Linked DNA regions of Homo sapiens: region 2 is linked to region 1. Evidence: chromatin loops called from intact Hi-C (ENCODE). Cell type or tissue: heart left ventricle. All regions are shown on one strand.

Region 1 (8,000 bases):
TAGCCCTCACAGGTGTTTCCTTTGTCTTGGCATCTGCTTCTCAAAAAAACCCAAGTTGACAGAAATAATATATGATCTCTCAAAGATAGAGTACCTCTACTAAAACATAGGGGCTAGCCGGGCAAGGTGGCTCACGCCTGTAATCTCAACACTTTGGGAGGCCAAGGCGGGTGGATCACGAGGTCAGGAGATTGAGACTATCCTGGTAACATGGTGAAACCCTGTCTCTACTAAAAATACAAAAAATTAGCCGGGAGTAGTGGCACGCACCTGTAGTCCCAGCTACTCAAGAGGCTGAGGCAGGAGAATTGTTTGAACCTGGGAGGTGGAGGTTGCAGCGAGCCACAGATAAATACATAAAAATAAAACATAAGGGCTTGGCCGGGTGCAGTGGCTAACGCCTGTAGTCCCAACACTTTGGGAGACTGAGGTGGGCAGATTGCTTGAGCCCAAGAGTTCAAGACCAGCCTGGGCAACATGGCAAAACCCCGTCTCTACAAAAAATACAAAAATTAGCTGTGCATGGTGGTGTGCACCTGTAGTCTCAGCTACTCAGGCTGAGGTGGGAGGATTGCTTGAGCCTGGGAAGTTGAGGCTGCAGTGAGCCAAGATTGTGCCACTGCACTCCAGCCTGGGTGACAGAGTGAGACCCTGTCTCAAAGAAAAGGGTGGGGCAGCGGGGTGGGCCAGGCTTGAGGGGGAAGGATGGGAATAACATACCAAAAAAAGTTTAACTGTTTTCCATGATCATAATTGGTAGTAGAAGCATTAGTATTGTTATTCTGAGATGGCTGTGTTTATAATGTGGGATAAAGCAAATGGTTAATTAGGGGATCTTCTTATTCTACCAATTTCTCTGCCCTTCAAACCTAGGGTTCTCATTATGGAAAAAAGAGATACAGATGTAATATATAAGAAGTTAAGCCAGGCATGGTGGCTCATGCCTGTAATCCCAACACTTTGGGAAGCCAGGCAGGAGGACTGCTTGAGCCCAGGAGTTCAAGACCAGCCTGGGCAATGTAGTGAGACCCTGTCTCCACAAAAAATTTAAAAATTAGTTGGTTGTGGTGGTGCACACCTGTAGTCCCAGCTACTCAGGAGGCTGAGGCAGGATCACTTGAGCCTGGGAAGTCAAGGCTGTGTGAGCCATGATCGTGCCACTGTGCTTCAGCCTGGCCAACAGAGTGAGACCCTATCTCCAAAAAAAAAAAAAAAAAGTAAAAGTATGTTATAGTTTGGTTTGATCCCTCCAAATCTCATAGTCAGTTTCGCCACGCTGACCAGGCTGGTCTTGAAGTCCTGACCTCAAGTGATCCATCCACCTCGTCCTCCCAAAGTGCTGAGAATACAGGTGTGAGCCACTGAGCCCAGCCTCCTTCGTCTCTCTCACCCCTCTCTTGCTATGTGATTCTGCACACCCTTCCTCTTCCACCATGTGTGGAAGCAGCTTGAGACCCTCACTAGATGCAGGTACCAGCATCATGCTTCCTGTAAAGCCTGCAGAACGATGAGCCAACTAAGCCTCTTTTCTTTAAGAATTACCCAGCCTCAGGTATTCCTTTGTAGCCGCATTAAATGGACAAAGGCACCCTATAATCCTGAATTGGAATCAGAAAGAACACTGTAAAATCATGGGGTACCATAGATGCATGTGTGTATACACACTCATGTATACATACATATTTATATATGCATTTAACATATATAATTCCAAGACCTTCACTATCTTTAAAAATACATATTTACTATATATGTTTCTAGATGTCTATATTAAATGTATAAAAATGTTATATTTAAATATAATCAAAGCTCTGTCTACTGAATAGGCCTAGAACCAATGATCTACCAGTAACAATGAGAATTTCTAGTGTCCAATTATGGTCTTGCAATACCATTTCCCACTTAAGGAAACCAGGGCTTTTTGGAGAAATGACTGATTCCAAGTCTAGGACAGAAAATGAATAAAGTGAGCCTAGAACATCTTGCAATACCAGAAAACAAAGCAGATATCAAAGACAACTAGAGTTGTGTCAGAACAACTCAGGAACCAACTTAAAGAGGCTCCCAAAGGCCAAAGGCAGGACAATAAAGATAATAATTGCAATGAGATGAAGCCTATCAAATACATCTAAACTCATGAGTTCATAATATTGTTTAAAAAATAGTCACCTTCTGAGGATAACAAAGAACCAGTTCATATCTTAAAAGTTGGGTAAATAAAAGGAAAGAATTAAGCACTTATCTGCCTTTCCCACACAAACTCTACTGGGAAATCAAACAGTAGATGAGAGACAATGTCTCCTTATAAAATTATTCCATCTAATAAATGAAGAGAAAATGATAGATTAGAATATCCCCATGCTGCAATCCCCAGTGAATTACTTGCTGGATGTAGGCATTGAGCATCAGTGGCTGCTAACATAACAAAAGTGAAAAACAGATGTTACGTGCTTCTTGCTAAATGAGCACACCACTACCTAGAGTCTTATCAAAGGGATCAACCTGAGGCAAATTGTCTAGATCTAGCTGCTGATCTGCAGGAAATGCTGAGGATAAAGGAGTATATTGAACTGCACCACGGGCATGAAATGAGCAAAAACCCAGGCTGTGAAAATCTACAGATCAAATGGCTTAAAATCTTCAACAATTTGTAAGAAAAGGAAAGGGATGGAGGGGACCCTTTAGATTAAAAGAGACTTAAAAGATGTATCAAGTTTTTTTAAAAGGACAGTAAGACTATAGCATGTAGGGATGCACATCTGGGTGACAAAACAATAAAGAAACTCAACGAAATTATTACTTATAAAAGTTAAGATGGAAGAAGGGAGGTGCTGGGACTGTGATGGGGAAGGGGGAACATGGAGGACCCTGGGGGGCTGGCAAAGTTCTATTCTTGACCTGAGTGGTGATTATAAGGGTGCTTGCTTTATAGTAATTCCCTGAGTTCCTTTGCTTGCTTGTTTATTTACCAGTCCCTGAAATCACAGCCTGGGAAGCCCTGAAGTAGAGCAGGTGCAGAAGCTGAGGCAGGCAGGGCTGCTTGCTGAGTGAACCAAACACACCTGATTTACCCAGGACCACTGGAGAGGCCTGGCTGGGCCCTACACGGAAGAACGCAGTTGACTCAAATGTCCTTGAAATCTTGAGCTACTAAACAGGTCTGTTCTCTTATATCACACATCATTCCAAAACAGATTTGCAGAAGATTACAAAACAAAACACAGTAGAAAGTGAGTAGGATCAGCTGTTACAAAGAGCAAGGAAATAGTTGGTCCCAGCACCTGCCTTAAGGTAAGCTCAGGCCTAGGCCCACAATATAAACACATACAGCTGAGTTCCATGCTGCCCTTCTTGCCCAGCCAAGAATCCCACTTCCTGCTCCAGAGGTACTGCCTACCTTCCTTCCCCTTTCCTCGGCCTTCTCCGAGAGAACTAAAGCTCTGTCCGTGGGCTCCAGGCAGACGGCTGCAGTGTGGCCTCTCACCCCCTCTGCAGGCAGGACGCTGCGCTGCAGCTCTCTGGGCCCTCTCCTCATCTCTTCAGAAGCATTTACCACCTGCCAGGCCCAGGGGATGGAGACAGGCAAGAGATCCCCCTTTTCCCTCTGGGAGCTCACGGTGCAAGGGCTGAGCCTGACACGAAAGCAGGCAATGACAATCCAGAGAGGAGATGCCAGCATCTAAGAAAATGAAGGAGCACAAGGATGGAATGATTAACTGCCTAGGGAGATTGGGGACACTTCACAGCAGGTGACTGCTAAAGTAAACCCTGTACAACAAACACAAAGTGGGTGAAGGGGAGGCATTCCAGGCAAAGGGAAAATGCATGCAAACCAGGAAAGCATAAAAGAGGGCACTGATTGGTCTGAGGTGCCTGACTTGATCACGTTACACTTCTTCTGGAGCTTCCTGCCAAAGCAGCCTGAAGAATAAAAATGAACGAAGCTGGACCTCTCATAAAGGTCTCCCACCTGCCATCCCCAGGAAAGCAAACCTTTCTTTCAAGAGCTTCCCCCGACCCCCAGCTTCCCACACCTGGTCTCCCTTACCCTCTCAAGAAAGGGCCCATCCTGTCTCAGTCAAGTGACAACCTCTGCACCCCTGGCCGGGTCTTTTCCCTCCTGTGTCTCAGTCTCCTCCTCTGTGGAGTGGGGAAAGAACCCTGTCTGCATCCATGTGAATCAGCCACATAACAGCTAGGAAGGCTCCTAGCACTGCGGGCAGAAGGACCCAGGAGACCCCAGGCCCTCAGGGGCATCCTGGGCAGGCCACAACCCCGAGCCTGCTGGTAAAGAGAGGTGATGCCACAAGACCATCCTCACAGATGGACCCAACTGCACCCGCAGCCACCCACTGCTCATAAACCTCCATAAAAATCAGTGATCCATGCAGTTTTTGTTTCAGGTGTTTTATTAAGTGGGCCATACTGTAGCTGGTTTCTAAGTTGCAAAACATAAATTTAATAATAATAACATAGCCAGTTAGATTGTGACAAGCTTTTCCTTTCCTTAAAAAAAGAAAATACTTAAAAACACACAATGGCGGGTTAAATAAATAAAACATTTTAAAAAAGAAAAAAGAAAAGAAAAACCTGTTAAAACATGCTTATGTTTACTTCTGTGAAACTGTGCCAACAGGAAATGTGGTATTTGGCACGATGACACATCCCGGCATGTCTCCTTCCCAAACAATACTGACAAAAAAGAAAATACGTGGGACTGACTCATCGGTGCTTGCTTAGAGGCACTACTAAAAATCCCTTTGATTGGAGCATGGGGCTTCCCGCGCAGCACACCTGTGTGTGGCCTATGAAAGCCAAATATCCATAATAATGTTAATATAGAAAAACATTAGTTTAAAAATGATGTGGAAGGGCCTCATTAATGCGACGGGGCAAGGAAACATAACTGTCCCGCACGCAGTGCCACAGGCTCAGTCCAGGGAGGCCTCAGGCTTCCAGCATGTGGCCACGGCGAGGGAGGGCACCAGCTTCAAAATAAGCGGCACCAGCCTCGCTCCCTCTCCCTATCACTCTTTCACATGAAAGTGTGTAAAAAGCAAATCAGCAAATAAACTCTAAAATAGATTATTTATTCCAAAAATCCTCTAGTTTTCTTTTTACAGTGAGTGTACATTTTGTCTCCTACTCCTGCACAATCGCTTAAGTCCCTTTGGGAAAAAAGGTCAGAGCTGCAGGGTGAGTCTTTCTCAGTCCTGCTGCTGGCTGGTGCTGGGAGGTCAGATGTCGATGCCCTTGACAAGGGACGTCTCCAGCGTGATGTTGAACTCCTGCAATGTCTGCAGCACACGAATCAAGGAATTGACAAGTGTATGGTCTTTGATCAGTGCCACATCCTCATACATGTGTGCAGTGATGGGGCAGTCAGCCAGCAGGGCAATCCAGTGGTGTAGGAGGTGATCTCTGGCAGAGCGGGAGCAGTCCAGGCAGGTCAGAGGGGCAAAGGAAAAGGAAGAGAGAGCGTTAGTGCAAGGCCAAGGGGGAAACCATGAACTAAGTCTGAAGCTGGAGAAGCTGACAGCCCCCCACACCCCCCTTTCCCAAACAGGGACTGGCAAAGAGGTCTTTCAGCTCCAGGACACCAAACAAACCTGACCCAAATCAGCCCTGTCATGAGCCTCCAAGCCTCCTCCTCCCCTGCCTCCCTCGCCCTGCCTAGTCAGCCCCACCACTGGTGTCTCCCAGAGCTTCTCTCCTCCCACAGCTACCACCACCAGGAATAATAATAAGCACTAACCTCACATAACACTCAGCATGTGCTGGCACTGACATAAGAGATTTAATCTTCATGATAACCCTGTGATATGAGGTAGGTACTATTATTATCCCCACTTTATAGATGAAGAAAGTAGGGTAGATGGAAGTTAAGTAGCTTGTCCAAGATCACATGGCTAGTAAATGGATAACTTGAGATCTGAACCTAGTGAATGCGGTTCTGGAGTCTGTTTTTAACCACTATGCCAATTCTCTCCCTTTATGCAGCCTGAATAAACTGCCTTAAGTTTATTTGAGCTTCATGCTCTCTCACCTGACCTACAGGAATAGCCCCTAATAATCATGTCCACTCTAATGCATACCACCCATAATATCAGATTAATATTACTTCAGTCCCCTGATGAAACAACTTTGTACTAATATGAAAAGAATCTTTCTCTGTCCCAGCTCAGGGGCCCTACCCTCCTTTCAACTGTGTTTCCTATTACTGCCCTTGCCACGTTCTGTTATTTCCTTCCATTAAAGGCTCACTTAAATACCAACTCCTCCCTGAAGTCTTCTCTGATCTTTCTCCTCTACCTTTTCAGCATATTGTATGAATGTACACTTCATTTTTGGACCCTCAAAACCTTCTTCCATGCTCTGTATTTAATTAGGACAAGTAAGCTTCTAAATGTTGGCCAGGCATGGTGGCTCACGCCTGTAATTTCAGCACTTTGGGAGGCCAAGGAAGGCAGATCACCTGAGGTCAGGAGTTCAAGACCAGCCTGACCAACATGGAGAAACCCCGTCTCTACTAACAATACAAAACTAGCCAGGCGTGATGGCGCATGCCTGTAATCCCAGCTACTCGGGAGGCTGAGGCAGGAGACTCACTTGAACCCAGGAGGCGGAGGTTGTGGTGAGCCGAGATCACACCATTGCACTCCAGCCTGGGCAACAAGAGCGAAACTCCATCTCAAAATAAATAAATAAATAAATAAATAAATGGTAAGGGGCCACGTTTTATTCAGCTGTCTTCCTACCAACTTCCATAAGGCCATTTAAATGTCTAATGAAGGAATAACTAGATATACTCTGCTTCAAACTTCCCCAGTGGTGTGATTTTGATCTTTCCTTTCAAAATGGGGCCCCTCTGCCCCGAGTTACATACACGTTGTCATCCCTACCCCGACAGATCACCACACACATAAGTCACGTGTTGCTTAATGACAGGGATACAGTCTGAGAAATGTGTCATTAGACAGTTTCGTCACCATGCGAACTTTATAGGGTTCTCATACAAACCTAGATGGTAGAGCCTACTATATGTCTAGCCTGTTGCTCCTAAGCTACAAATCGGTACAGCCCTGTCACCAGCCCCCAGGCCTGCTCTTCTACACTTCTCCTGGAGCTTCCTGCCACAGCAGCCTGAAGAATAAAAATGAAGGAATACTGTGCTGAATACCGTAGGCAACTAAAACACAATGGTAAGTATTTGGGTACCTAAACATCTCAACCTATAAAAGGTACAGTAAAAACAGAGTATAATCTTATAGGACCATCATCCCATAAACAGTCCGTCACTGACAAATGTTGTTACGCAGCACATTTTATGCAGTGTGTGACCATACACGATACACAGAGGAAATTCAGGGCTTCTAGGAAACCTTCTAAGGCCTCATCTCCCTAAGGGCACCTGATGAGCCATTCCTCACCCCTGCACTGCACCAGGCCTCCAACACCACCACCAAGGCTAACCGCTGTGCACTCTGGGCCCTGGGTCTGCAGTACCTGGCTCCCAAGCACACCAGCATCTGAAACTTGCCATCCTTGCCGATGTTCCGGGGAGTATTGTTGATTGCAGTGACAAATCGGCAGAAGTTCCGGGCTCTTGTATGCCAGTTTTCCTCAGGGACTACTTCATTCTTCTCTAATGTCTCATAATAGGTTTGTGCTTTTTCTGTGAAGAGTAGAAAAGCTTGCCAGTGAAAAGGCTCTCAACACCAACCCTGACGGTCCTACAGGCCACTTGCCATGGGCCTCTCCAAGTCCACACAGGTAACTTAATGAGAATAGCACAAGTGTTCTGATGTCACTGGTCATGTTTCAAAATGATCCTTAGCTTCCCTATCCTTATTTTTTAAATTTATGTATGTGGCCCTTGATATAAAGATGTTCTTTTCCCTAGTCTGAAGACACAAAAAATTCTGAGGATGGTTTCTTGCATGAAAATTCTCCATATGGGTGCAACACAGGGCTTGGGGCTCCAATACGCTCAACTGGAC
Region 2 (8,000 bases), 910 kb before region 1:
AGTTTCACCGTCCCCTTGGACCCATGGCTCACACAAACACCCACTGCAGCCAGCTCCACTGGCCTTTGCCTCTCTTCTCGCACATACAGGGTGCAGCTCCTTCACAGAAACTGGATGCCCCCAAAGTTGAGAACTTCTGCCCCAAGATCCTCGGCCCTAGCAATCCCTTTTCAGAAACTGGGCCAATGACCACAAAACCACAACTTGGAGAGGTAGCCTCCTGCAAGCCCCCAGGAGTGCCCAGCCATCCTTTCACTTTCAAGTAGAGGAGTAGGCCTGGGGAGGGTGAGGTGCGAATCCAGCCTAGCCCAGCCCAGCCCAGCCCATTCCCTGCCCAGGAGCAGGCAGGGCTTGAGGCAATAGTCTGACTCCCTCTGCCCTGGGCTGTGGGCTGTGGGCTGTGGGCTGTGGGCTGTGGGCTGTGGGCTGTGGCTAGGGTGAAAATAGCCCCTGGGAAGGAGGAGGGAGTGGCCTGATAGTGAAGGAGCCTGTCCATGCAACTTTTTCTGTCTAGGTTGGGGATTCAAGAAGCCTCTGTTTTTAATATTGCCCAGCGAGAAGGTATCTTTACAGTTCCAGGCTTTGTGCTTGGCACTGTGGCTGCAGCCAAGACCAAGACAGCATCCCTGCTGCCTTGAGTAAATCTAGCTCGGCGGGGGAGGTGGAAAACGCCCTGGTGTCTGCCTGTCTGCTGCAGTTCTGGCTGGAGCTGAGTGATGGGGCTTGACCACCTCCACCTCTCCTGCCTGTCTCTGCCTACACACTTGTCTACTTGTGTGTCCATCCTTCCTGCCTGCAGCACATGTCTGTCTGACCGTATGTCCATTGACTTGTCCATCTATGACTTTCTTAAGTCATCACAAATGGCCTTGTGTCCCCCAGAGGGAACTGGCCTGTCCCAGGTCTCCGCATAGCATTCCGTCCTCACAATGATGTGCTTTGTTTTCCTGGCTTTCCCCGCAACATGGCTTCTGCTTTCCATCCCCACAGCAAGCTCCCCAAGGGCAGGGACGGTGTCTGATCTATGATTCATCCTCACATCTGATTTGCTCCAGGACACCCCCGGTTGCAGCATGGGATTGAGACACAGAGTCTATTGAGGTTTGCTGACTGAATAAATGGATGCCTCCAGACTGCATGGGCTGAGTCGAAAGGAAACAGGATTTTTCTTGCTCACTCAGAAGAGCAGAAAGCTGGGCCCCAGCTGCTGGGCAGAGACAACAAGTGCTGTCTGTCACCCTAAAAGGGAAGAGAGGTTTCAGCATGGTGCTCCCATGGCAGAGGACACAAGATTTGTGGTCCTACTGGGGAAAAGGTCAGAGCTGGGTCCCCATCTGTGCAGTCAGTCTGGGGTCTCAACAGAGGGGATGGAACACAGGGTAGGGAAGGCTTCATCTTGCCCCTCTTCTTAGGGACCTACTCAGGGCCAGAGTGTGTGCTCTCCCAGAGGGAAGATACCCCAGGTCTCACCTCTGGCTGGGGCTGGAGGCTCTGAGTTGTCTCCTTCCTCCCAGCTTCTTCCCCTAAAGCCAGCCTTTTGCTCCCCTGCCCAGCAACAGCACATGCTGGAGGCCCCTACCCTGCTCTGTGCCCTGCCCTTGAGAGGCAGAGGGGAGGGGCCCCAGGTCTGTGTCAGTCATGTGAACAACGCAGAGTAACCTCCCGGAAACATTCATAAGTTTAATCCACGCCAGTAATAAAATCGCATTACATTTCTCATAAAATAAATGTTCCCATTTATATACAGAAGACAGACTGTACAGGCCCGGCCTGGCCCCAGGAGGGGTCACACACAGACGGGCGGTGGTGGAGGAGGAAGGGCCATCCCTCCCATCGAGGACGGAGAAGTTCTAATGTGGCAGGAGAGCGGCTGGCCAGCCTGCACTGGTAGAGTGGCTGGCTGGCCGGCCAGGCAGGTGGGCAGGCGGGCAGATGGACAGACGGGCCTGGAGGCCAGGCGCCGGGCGTTACTGAACTTGGGATTCAAAGGTGCCATTGAGCTGCCCTTCCTCATAGTCCATCTGACACAAGATCATGTTGTTCTTCAGGAAGAATTTGTCTCCCACACAAAATCTAGAAAATCCAAGCGAGAGAGAGAAGCCATGGGAAGGTCCCAGTGGGTAAGGGGGGGGCTGCAGACAGAAGCCGGCCTGGCCTATGAGGTGAGCTATGTGGGAGGTGGTGGGGGGAGTTTGTTCCTTGAACCTTCCAGAGGGAACTGCCAAAAGTCCCCACAGCACACCTGGGCAATTCCCCCAGGCCAGCCCCAACCTTGGCCAGGCCCTGTAGCCTGAGGTGGTAGGACAGACAGACAGTTGGGCCACAGGCTTCCATAGTCAGGTCTCCTGTGTTGGTGAGTGTAGGGTTAGGGGGGTTGGTGGAGAGGTGCAGGAACAGCCTACCCCAGTCCCAGAGAGGGAGAAAGGGAAAGCACAAACAGAAAAAGACCAAGTGGGGAGACAGATGGAGAAAGGCAGAGATGGGGCCGGGTGTGGTGGCTCACACCTGTAATCCCAACACTTTGGGAGGCTGAGGTGGGTGGATCACGAAGTCAGGAGTTTAAGACCAGCCTGGCCAAGGTGGTGAAACCCCATCTCTACTAAAAATACAAAAAAATTTAGCTGGTGGGCATCTGTAATCCCATCTACTCGGGAGGCTGAGGCAGAGGATTGCTTGAACCCAGGAGGCGGAAGTTGCAGTGAGCCGAGATCACGCCACCACACTCCAACCTGGGCGACAGAGTAAGACTCCATCTCAAAAAAAAAAAAAAAAAAAAAAAAAAAAGGCAGAGATGGGTAAGGAAGGAGGGATAAAATGGTTGTTTTTTCCATCCGTCTATCCCTCTCCCCAATTTAAGAGGATGGCTCAGTACAGGGCATTCTTCCTCTAAACAAAATTGATAAGTTACCTAGAGCATCCTTCTAGGAGGTAACCCCGTTCCACTATCTCCTCTCCTACCGAAGGAAGGCCCTTCATTGGTCTCCTAGTCCTCCCCAAGTAAGGGAAGATTCCGGTCCTTTCCCTAAAGATGTCCCCAGGGTGGGTGAAGCCTTTAGTGAGACCCCAAGATCGCTGGCCTAGTTCCAGCAGATCCCAGTTCAACCACCAGGTGGCGCTGTAAGTTCACTGAGCCCTCCTAACAGCAGGTCCGGCCAGAGCCCCCAGCCAGACCAGCGTTCCCTGTAGGTCCCTCTGAACCTCACTTCAGGGAGCACTTGTATGCGTTCCTACCTGACCTGGGGGCTCCTGAGAAGAGCGCCTGCCTTCTGGTGCTAGGCCCCAGCCAGGGCTGAAGGGCTCTGGCTCCTTAGGTCCCCAGGGACTCCCACAGGGCTAGGGCACAGAGTTGGGGCCAAGAGACCAGAAAATAGGCTGGGCTGGAACCAGAATCACAAGGGCTGGGTGAGGAGAGAGTGGCCACTCCCTGAGGGGACTTTGCCCTCCAGATTTGGGAACCCCTTCTCACTGGAACATACATGCACACACATGCACATACTATACACTGGGTACGGGGGTGGGAGGATACGTTATCCCATGCACATGCACGTTTCAAACACGTATACAGGCTGGGCGCGGTGGCTCACACCTGTAATCCCAGCAATCTGGGAGGCTGAGGTGGGCAGATAACCTGAGATCAGGAGTTCAAGACCAGCCTGGCCAACATGGTGAAACCCCGTCTCTACTAAAAATATAAAAATAAAAATAAAAATAAAAATTAGCCAGGCGTGGTGGCACACGCCTGTAGTCCCAGCTACTTGGGAGGTTGAGGCAGGAGAATCACTTGAACCCGGGAGGCAGAGGTTGCCGTGAGCCAAGATTGTGAGATCACACCACTGCACCCCAGCCTGGGCAACAGAGTGAGACTATCTCAAAAAATAAAATATGTATACACACATGCATACTCACCTCATCATGCATGCACGTTGCACATACACATACACCCCCAGACATTTAAAAACACATGTACAAATGCATATTAATTCCATCATGCACATGTGCCCACTTGTACATTTCCAAATACACATGCATGCACATGCACACTCAACTATGCATACACAGTAAACTCATGCACGCCTTCATTATATTCACACAGAAATGTGCCACACAGATGTGCACACCCAATATTAAAGTGCACACATTTGGCTACCGAGCTTACACACACATAAAACACATAAAGCACATGCACGCTCATAACCTGCACGCACCACCACATACACACACGCAACCCGCATTTGCGTGCACGCCTCCGCCGTGCTCCTGGCCCATCCCAGCAGGCCTCAGGCTGGCGTCTGGGGAGTGTGTTGGGTCGGCCAGTCCAGCACTGACCTCTGGTTGCAGAGCTGGCAGGCGAAGCAGTCGAGGTGATACACGTTGTCCCGGGCCCGCATCACCATCTCGAAGGCTGGGATCAGCTTGCTGCAAGCAGCACAGTTCCCTGTGGTGCCAAAGAGCCTGCCGAGGGAAGGGCGCAGAGGACTCAGCAGCATTCTGGGAAGCTGGGTGGGCAGGGGGAAAGGAGTTGCCTCCATCCAGGGTCCTTCCCATACTCCAACTTGTGGGCTCAGCAGGTGGGCTCAGGCAATAGGATAAGAGCACTGAGGGCAGCATCTAGATTCTGCCCAGAGATCAGGCTGCCAATAAATCAGCACATCCCCTTCCAGGGAGGGTGTGTAGGGGGTCAGGAGTTGGCTGCCACTGCCCATCCCAAGGCCCCCTCCCAGGCTCCCACAAGGGTCCTCAAGCCCTGGAGCCACCAAGAGAATCCTAGGCTGGGCCCTGAGCAAGCCTGAATTTCAGGGGCAGACTGAATCTTGGGTTGTGTGCCCTCAGGCAAGTCAGTGAGTCTCTCTGAGCCTCATTTACCTCATCTGTAAAACAAAGCCTGAAACACACCCTTTATGGGGTAGTTGTGAAACCTGTTGTAAATTCTCAGTCACAACTCACTAAGCAACCACCTAGGTAGTGTTCACTATGTGTCAGCCACTAATCTAAGAGCTTTACAAAGATAAACGCTTAATCCTCACAACAAACCTAGGAGGTGGTACTATTATTATTCCCCATTTTAAAGATTTAAAATATGAGTCACAGAGAAACAACTTGGACAGTCACAGGGCCTTGGTCCAGAAGGCGTGCTCTAAACCACTGCATGACATGCTTTTCCCACCTTTAACATTACAGTGTTTATTATTTGATTTTTAAAAATAGAGATGGGGTCTCACTATATTGGCCAGGCTGCTCTCGAACTCCTGGCCTCAACTGATCCTCCTGCCTTGGCCTCCCAAAGTGCTGGGACTACAGGTGTGAGCCACTGTGCCTTGCCAAAATTAAAGTGTTTTATTAAATCTTTTTTCCATGACAAACTCACTGTGTTACTTGCCTAAGTCCCTTTTTTTCTTTCTCTGAACCTCAGTTTATCCTTCTGTAAAATAGGGATGGATGATCCTATTCAAAGATGCTGTAAAACAGAACTGATGCCCAAAGGAAGCGCCAAGGACATCTGGCACAAATGCCTCTTTGAGGCAGGCACCCCTCCTCTTAGCTGCTGGCTGTAAAGCTCTAGGGACAGGGAGTTTACTCCCTCCCCATGCAGGCCAGCCCTTGGCTGGATGTCCCAATGGTCTGAGCCATCCCGGCTCCTCCTTGCTTCTTTCCTGCACACAGACAGAGCAAGCCCCAAGTGAGGCAAGGAGGCTGAGAAGAGGGTGGGGGGCCCCTTTAATCCCCGATTTGTCCAGCTCAAACTCAGGCGCCTGCAGATGAGCTTGGCTCCATTATTCATCAGCTTGAGCTGCCTGGTGGCTCAGATTAAGGCAGACAAAGGCTAGGCCACAGCATCTGCCTGCCAAGAGGGGCTTTTCTTGCCATCGGCCCAGGAACAGTTGCTGCAGAGGGCGCAGGCTCTGGACAGCCATTCTCCAGGCCTGAGCAGCTCAAGGAAGCCACGCTCGCATCCCAGCCCACTGGTCTAGCTGGTCCTACAGTCACTCCTTGCCTCTGCCAGAGCAAAAAAAAAAAAAAAAATTACCTTCCATCCCTAGTAGCTGGCAGGGCCCTATATGCTTGAGGGTGCTTTTTCCTGATAAGCCCATCCTACACTGTGGGCCTCTCTCTCCAAGTCCTGTGAACCCATCAGATGGTCTGCCACATCGTCCTAACCTGGTAGAGTCAGCCCCCAGGTGATGCCCTAAACCTCCAGACATGGAGGCCCCTTCTAGGTCCTCAAGGGGTGAATCCCCAGGAACATTCTTTTCTTTTTTGAGACAGGGTCTTGCTCTGGCACCCAAGCTGGAGTACAGTGGCGCAATCACAGCTCACTGCAGCCTCAAACATCTGGGCTCAAGCAATCCTTCCACTTCAGCCTCCTGAGTAGTTGGGACTACAGGCATGCAGCCACTACACCTGGCTAATTTTTTTTTTTTTTAGAAACGGGGTTTCACCATGTTGCCCAGGGTTGGTCTCGAACTCCTGAGCTGGAGTGACGTGCCTGCCTCGGCCTCCCAAAGTGCTGGAGTTACAGGCATAAGCCACCGCGCCTAGCCTGAACATTCTTCCTTAACCCCTGCTTCTGGTCTCAGCCTCTCCCCTCCAGCCCTGGCAAGGAGCACTAAGTCACAGCTTCTGTTTTACTGCATCACTTTTAAATGCAGGTGTTAAAAGGGGCAGGCAGGTCAGTCAAAGGATCTTTGGGGAATTGAGGGAGCTTCCACTGATAACCTCCCCCTTGCAACATGCCCAGACCTGGGCAGAGGGAGCCCCATGAAGCCCTTGCCCCGACCTGTTAATTAATGCGATGAGCCCTCCTTCCCCACAAGCCCGGCAACCATCCAGCAGCCTGCGACAGAGCCAAATGCAGGTGCTGGGTCTCAGCCAAGGCCCTGCTTTGTGGCCTCCTTCCAGCCTTGCTGATGTCATAAATGGCCTCAGGGAGGGTTAATTGGGGGAGGTGGCCCCAGGGAATAGGATCCAAATTGTAGGGAGGGTGAGTTAGAGCTCAGAGGAATGCAAGGCAGGGAAGCATCATTCTTTCACCCTTCACGGGGAAGTAAACTGAGGCTGGGAGAAGATTAGGAGCCAAAGGCTCACAGCTAGTTCCAACCCAGGTCTTGAAGCTCCAGCATCAGTGGCCCTGCTCCTAGGATATGGCTGCCTGCCAGTTTCCCTGGGCAAATGGATGCCTGCTCCCAAGGACCATCTAGAAAGGAAAGTTGGACACTGGGAGATGGAAAGAGACTGCATTAGGGAGGAGGGTCCTGGGGAAGTCAAAGCTTCCACACCTGTTCTCAAAGCCCCTCTGAGGTATCCCCTCCCAGATTCCAGATCAGGTGGGTCAGAAGCACCTGGCCAAGGCAGGGGGGCGGAGCCAGACTGGGGCCCTCGGAAAGCTTAACTTAGGGGCCCCAGGTTACAAATGCCTGCCCTGGACTTGTGCTGGGTACCGAGTCCAAGGGCATAACGACCTGGGCCTTCCCCTCAGGTGACTTCTCAGGTATCTGGGGCAAGCAGGGCAGGGGCAGGACAGTCAAGAATGAGAGGACACACAGGGTACTGGGTCTAGGGCCGGGGGCACAGTCACGCTGGGGCTGAGGATGGGGAGCTTTCTGAGCAGGACAAGGGCTTGGGAGGCCAGGGTTTGGCAGCCCACCTCAGGTAGTCGCGTCGGCACAGGATGAGGTTGGCCTTGGTGTAGAGGGTGGAGCCCACCTCGCCCAGGCGGCAGTCACAGCAGGCACACTTGAGGCAGTCTTCGTGCCAGTACTTGTCCAATGCCTTCAGCAGATAGCGGTCCTTGATCTTGCGGTTACAGCCCGCACAGCCCTTCTGCTTCCCTTTGGGCTGGACGGAGAGCATCGGCACGCCTGCAGACGGACAGACAGACAGCAACGCAGGATGGGCCCCGTAGCTCTGGGCCTCAAGGAATATCCCCCAAGAATGGGGAGCTCACTGCTTCTCTCTGCTGCCCCCTCTAGGTTTGGGGCTCCCAGGAGCCCTCGCTTTCTCCC

Evidence for each region. Hi-C counts contacts between places; a loop is a spot of excess contacts. Peaks named below come from ENCODE experiments on the same cell type or tissue, not always from the same donor. Only the 100,000 strongest peaks of a DNase experiment are listed, where the experiment ranks them.
Region 2: a loop joins it to region 1, with 4 times the contacts of the local background. A loop is called at or near these places in 6 of 110 quality-filtered maps.

Annotation. Positions count from the first base shown.
Region 1 is chr11:9,134,434-9,142,433 of GRCh38, forward strand. DENND5A (DENN domain containing 5A) reads right to left here. Exons shown (of 23, transcript NM_015213.4): 22 at 7,507-7,675; 23 at 4,392-5,421. The coding sequence ends at 5,238. Among named protein-coding and RNA genes, the nearest start is that of SCUBE2, 47 kb to the left of the region's middle. RefSeq lists enhancers at 3,586-3,775, 4,589-4,883. In heart left ventricle, CTCF peaks have their summits at 3,489 and 3,711; a DNase peak (open chromatin) is centred at 3,498; H3K27ac peaks cover 180 bases.
Region 2 is chr11:8,222,649-8,230,648 of GRCh38, forward strand. LMO1 (LIM domain only 1) reads right to left here. Exons shown (of 4, transcript NM_002315.3): 2 at 7,643-7,856; 3 at 4,327-4,452; 4 at 1,661-2,073. The coding sequence ends at 1,968. LOC105376536 (a long non-coding RNA gene) reads left to right here and starts at 7,233. Exons shown (of 4, transcript XR_007062582.1): 1 at 7,233-7,322. RefSeq lists enhancers at 1-331, 4,500-5,160. In heart left ventricle, CTCF peaks have their summits at 3,108 (motif pointing right) and 3,311; DNase peaks (open chromatin) are centred at 3,133, 6,823 and 7,693.